2 separate regions of the Homo sapiens genome follow, and region 1 is linked to region 2. Evidence: chromatin loops called from intact Hi-C (ENCODE). Cell type or tissue: psoas muscle. All regions are shown on one strand. Each heading gives the region's core, and the rest is flanking DNA. Links, peaks and the distances in the headings are about the cores only.

Evidence for each region. A loop is a pair of places that touch in the nucleus more often than their neighbours do. Peaks named below come from ENCODE experiments on the same cell type or tissue, not always from the same donor. Only the 100,000 strongest peaks of a DNase experiment are listed, where the experiment ranks them.
Region 1: it touches region 2 in a loop (2.1-fold over the local background); 5 of 110 quality-filtered maps call a loop at or near these places.

Annotation. Positions count from the first base shown.
Region 1 is chr3:149,289,769-149,292,573 of GRCh38, forward strand. The region is part of intron 1 of TM4SF18-AS1 (TM4SF18 antisense RNA 1); the gene reads left to right. Among named protein-coding and RNA genes, the nearest start is that of TM4SF18-AS1, 6.4 kb to the left of the region's middle. In psoas muscle, for the core only: a CTCF peak has its summit at 1,615 (motif pointing left); no DNase peak of the experiment used is centred there.
Region 2 is chr3:149,478,950-149,481,754 of GRCh38, forward strand. The region is part of intron 2 of TM4SF4 (transmembrane 4 L six family member 4); the gene reads left to right. Among named protein-coding and RNA genes, the nearest start is that of TM4SF4, 5.7 kb to the left of the region's middle. RefSeq lists an enhancer at 1,453-1,747. In psoas muscle, for the core only: a CTCF peak has its summit at 1,653 (motif pointing left); a DNase peak (open chromatin) is centred at 1,632; H3K27ac peaks cover 1,095 bases.

The DNA of each region.
Region 1 (2,805 bases), core at 260-2,759, 190 kb before region 2:
GTACTGATGGTCTGAGACCTCATATATGCAGGCTTTCTACACCTTGCAAGGCAATCCAGACTTTTGCTGACAGTGTAAGATTGGTCCAGGCCTGCTGTTTGCCATCTCAGGAAAGGCTGCAAGGGGCAAGCCGAGAGAACTAAAGATACAAATCCTAGAGCAGGGGAGCCAGCTCCCTCCAGCCCTGCTCCTCTGGGTCCACCCAACCTCCCTATCCAGCTTCAGCTTCTCACTTGCTCCCTCCTAGAAATCCTCACCCTAGACAAGCCCCAGTCTCAATCTTGCCCCTCCAACAGATGCCTGTTGAATCTGACCTCAGTAAGGTTCAGGTCCCCTTCTCTCTACTGGACTTAAAGCAAATTAAGGGGGGATCTTGGCAAGTTTTCAGATAACCCTGGCAGATATATAGAGGCTTTCCAGAATTTCACCCAAGTATTTGAATTCTCCTGGAGAGACGTTACTTTACTTTTGAATCAGGCCCTAATGGACACTGAGAAGCAGGCCACTCTGCAAGCAGCAGAGAGATCTGGGGATGAGCTTTGTATCATATATAGTGTCAGAAAGGGGATGAACATTATCCAACTGGAAGAGAAGCAGTACCAATGGATGACACTGGATGGGATCCCAATGATGAAATGGGAGACTAGAAGAAGAGGCACTTTCAGGTGTGTATAATGGAGGGCTTGTAAGACTAGGAGCAAGCCTCTCAATTATACTAAGTAATCCATGATTGACCAGAGATTTGATGAAAATCCCACTGCCTTCCTGGAAAGGCTAAGAGAGGCCTTGGTAAAGCACACCTCTCTATCTCCTGATTCTGTTGAGGGACAACTAATCCTAAGGGATAAATTTATTATCCAGGCAGCTCCTGATATCAGGAAGAAGTTGCAGAAATGGGCCCTGGGACCAGATAGTACTTTGGAGACCCTTGGTAGATAGTACTTTAGTAGCCACCCTGGTCTCTTATGATAGAGATATGGAGGCCCAGGAGAGACAGAGGAATTACTGGAAAGATACAGAGGCTTCAATAGCCACCATGCAAGCCCACAAACCCCAGAATTCCCAGGGTGCACCTGTTAACTGCTACAGATGTGGCAAGCCAGGGCATTTCAAGAAGGATTACCCAGGCAGCACGAGGAAGCCACCTCAACCCTGTCCAATCTGCAATGGGGACCATTGGAGGGTGGACTGTCCCTGGGGATGCTGGTCACCAGGTTCAGAACCAATCTACATGATCCAGCAGCAGGACTGATGGGTCCTGGGTCTCCTTTCCCTGGCTCCAGTGGTCCAGACCATCATTACCATCCAGGAGCCCCAGGTAATTCTGGAAATTGAAGGGAGGAAATTTTTGGACACCAGGGCTGGTCTCTTGAGTTCTCCCCTCCAGTCCTGGGCCCTTCTGCTCTCTTAGCACAATCATGAAGTGTGTCTCAGGGAGGACTTTAACCCGATATTATCCCCAACCCCTTAGTTGTAGCTGGGGAGACATTTTGTTCACCCATGCTTTTCTAATTATGCCTGAAAGCCAAACTCCTCTGTTGGGCAGGGATATTCTGGCCTGTATAGGGACCACCATCCTGATGGCCCCTGGGCAAACTCGTTGTCTCCCCCTAGTGGAGACTGATATTAACTCAGAAGTTTGGGCAACTTGAAGGAAGATTGGCTGAGCCACACCTGACATATTGGTCTGGGTTCATCTTAAAGATCCCACCTCCTTTCCTAACCAGAAACAATATTCCCTGAAACCAGAAGTTAGGAAAGGACTAGAAGCCATCATTGATGACTTGAAGATGTAGAGCCTCCTCAAACCCTGCAACAGCTCTTGTAATACCCCAATATTGGGGGTACAAAAACCCAACAAGGATGAAGACTAGTTCAGGACCTCCACCTTGTTAATGAGGCTGTGGTTCCAATACATCCAGTGGTTACCAATCCATATACCCCACTAATTCAAATACCTGAGGGGACTAAATGGTTCACAGTTCTGGAACTAAAGGATACCTTCTTCTGCACACCTTTACACACTGACTCCTAGTGTTTGTTTGCATTTAAGGATCCCTCTAACCAAACCACCCAGAACACTGTTACCTCAGGGGTTCCGAGACAGCCCCACCTTGTTTGGCCAGGCATTATTGAGAGACCTCTCTGAATTCCTTTATCCTCAGGTTAAAGTTTTACAATACATGGATGACCTTCTCTGCGCTCCAACTGAGGAAATCTCTTAGGAGGGCAGTAAGGCCCTTCTTAACTTTCTGACTAACAGAGGATATAAGGTTTCAAAATCTAATGCTCAGGTATCTCAGACTTCAGTGAAATACCTAGGTCTGGCTTTGTCAGAGAGGGCCAGGGCATTGGACAAAGAGAGGATTAAGCCCATCTCCTCCTTTCCCTTCCCTAAAACCCTCAAGAAACTGAGGGAATTCTTACACATTACAGGATTCTGCAGACCATGGATACCTGGGTACAGTGAAATAGCTTGTCCCTATTTCACCTAATAAAGGAGACTCAGACAGCTAAATCTCACTGTCTAATTTGGGAACCAGAGGCTAAAAAGGCCTTTGACCAACTAAAACAAGCCTTGCTTAAGGCACCAGCCCTAAGTCTCCCCATAGGGAAAACATTTAAGCTTTATGTATCAGAGAAAAGTAATGGCACTGGGAGTTCTAACACAGACCTGGAGTTCAGCCCAGCAGCATGTAGGCTACCTGAGTAAGGAGCTTGATTTGGTAGCCACATGATGGCTAGCCTGACTCTGGGCATTCACAGCAATAGCCTTGCTGGTACCAGAGGCTAATAAGTTAACCA
Region 2 (2,805 bases), core at 211-2,710:
AGAGACGGGGTTTCACCATGTTGGCCAGGCTGGTCTCGAACTCCTGACCTCAGGTGATCTGCCTGCCTTAACCTCCCAAAGTGCTGGGATTACAGGCGTGAGCCACTGCGCCTGGCCGATTGTTCTGTTTTTTAATCAGCTCCCAATTTTTAAAAATTCAGAGAGAGAACATTTTTTCCCCAAGAAATAAAAAATTAATCTGGCACCCCTAGCCTGCATTTTGGCACAACAGCACCCTTCACTGGGCCTGGCTGAGCTCCACAGGGCCCACCCTGGCTGCTCTACTCAGTTAGGGTCCCTTCCCTGCCCCTAAGACCATTGAGCTCATGCCCCCTGCTTCAGACTCTTGTTTGCTTAATGTTATGTTCTAAGGCTTTGGAGCATCAAACAATAATCATTTCTTTTTCTTTTCTTTTCTTTTTTTTTTTTTTGAGGTTATTGGGGGGTCTCACTATGTTGCCCAGGTTGGTCCCAAACTTCTGGAACTCCTGAACTCAAGCAATCCTCCCCACTCAGCCTCCTGAGTAGCTGGTGCTACAGGTGCTCACCACCTCACCTGGCTAATCATTTCTCCAAAATGAGGTATTTGCATTTTGTCAGACAAGAAGCAAAAACTGCAGACTAATTTGGGGAGAACTAAACTGCTGAAGTTCTGAATTATTTTCCAAAGGCTCACGCATTCCCCTCCAGGCCCCAGCTCCTTCGGGGACACGGGGCTTCTGTGGAGCACTGCAATAGGGAGCATTGCATAGGAAGCCCTGCAGGTGGAAAGGCCTGTGAGGCAGACACAGACTGGGCCACCAGCTGCTGGGCTGAATCCTCTGTCCTCTCTACAGTCTGCTTTCTGTCATTTATTTTCCCGGTTCCTCTCTCTCTTCTCTCATCTGCATTATATCTTTCTGGAACATTCCCCAGAGGCCAACTGCACCATTCTCTTCCCTTTCCTCGGGTAGCAAAACCAAGTAGGAGATAGGAGAAGCAGGATGTGGTGGCTGCAGAGATAAAGCAAGACAATAAGCTGGAAAGAATCTTGGATCACCTGATTCATAGTTTCTTGGTAAAGCCGAGAAAATGGCTCTCCTCTGAGGCAGAGCAAGACTGAAGCTGAGCTCCAAAGGCCTGCGCTCTTTCAAATAAATTAGGCTAAAGGAGAGCCGGGAAAAGTGAGCCCTGGAGCAAAAATAGTAAGAACCCCGGCCTGGGTTTGTTTTCAGGTCACAGCTTCTTCCTCCCAAACCCGAGATTCCCAGTGGCTTCTTGGCAGCATGTCGGTGGCTGGTCAGCATCTCTTGCCCTCTAATCCTTCTAAAAAATGGATCTCTTGGGGCGCAGTGGGGGAGCAAATTAATTTTGTCAACTCGTTTATGTTAAGTACGTATTTTATTAAGAGCCTTTTGTAAATCTTGGATTTGACTCAAAGGAGTGTCTTTAATAATGAGACCAAAGGTAGACTGATGAGGATATGTGTTGGGTAGGCATGTATTTCACCATCCTTAAAGCATATTAGATAGATCAAGGCCCGCCCCACCCACAGGCAGGGCCAGATGATCAACCTCCCTGTTTTGAAGAAAGGTCTTGGTCAGGTCCTAATGCGGTCTGTGTGTTGTGGTCAGCACTTCTTCCCGTGCCTGGCTCATCAGTGCCCCCTAGAGACACCTCCTGAGTGAGCGTTTCTGGGGACTCCCTCTTGCAGAGGTCCTGCAGGCCAAAAGCATCCCTAATCTACCTCCTCATTCCTTGGAATGACAGCCAACTTGAGGAATATTTTAGAAAGACATTTCCTTTAGAGAAATGGAATATATTGAAAGAAAAAAAAATAAAGTATGGAATTTTATTTCTTCTTTTTTCCAGATGTTTTCTCCCTAAGCTCCTATTTTTATTCTACTTCTACATATTTTATTTTATTTTTATTTATTTATATTTTGAGACAGAGTCTTGCACTGTTGCCCGGGCTGGTGTGCAAGAGGTTGGCGCGATCTCGGCTCGCTGCAACCTCCGCCTCCTGGATTCACGCGATTCTCCTGTCTCAGCCTCCCGGGTAGCTGGGATTACAGGCGCCGGCCACCACGCCCAGCTAATTTTTTGTATTTTTAGTAGAGACTGCATTTCACTATGTTGGCCAGGCTGGTCTCAAACTTCTGACCTCTTGATCTGCCTGCCTTAGCCTCCCAAAGTGCTGGGATTACAGTAGTGAGCCACCACGCCGGCATCTTCAGTAAATATTTTCTATGCTTCAAAATCCTCTGCTACAAAATGGATCCTGGCAGTTACTGTCTCTCATAAGGATGTTGTAAGTTCTAGGGGAAGATTTTGCAAGCATTTGGTGTAAGGGAAGTACCAACTAAGTGCCTAGGGTATGGAGGACACATAGATCCTCAATAAGTACTTGCTGGATGGATGAAGTAAGTGAACACCTAGGAGAGGAAACGGGCTTCCATATTTATCACACTCAATCCTCACAATAACCCTGTGAATTCAGCATTAAACTCCTCATTTTATAAATGAGGAAACTGGGGCTACTGCAAGTTAAGTTTCTGACTGCCACTTCCCCCACTCCCTTCCCAAGCCTAGCACAGGCAAAAAATAGAGGATATTAATTTTTAAGAAGAAAAAACACTTCAGGTAATCTCTATTCCTCCTTACTAAGGAGGAATGTCCATGCCCTAAGGACATGCTTTGGCCAACATAAGCACCTACATGACCCCAGGACACACCATGTGTGGAGACAGCTGGGATCTGATGGTACCTGTCTGTCTCCAGAGCCCAACAGAAAGGGAGATCTTCAAGCTGGCAATTGGTGAGTTA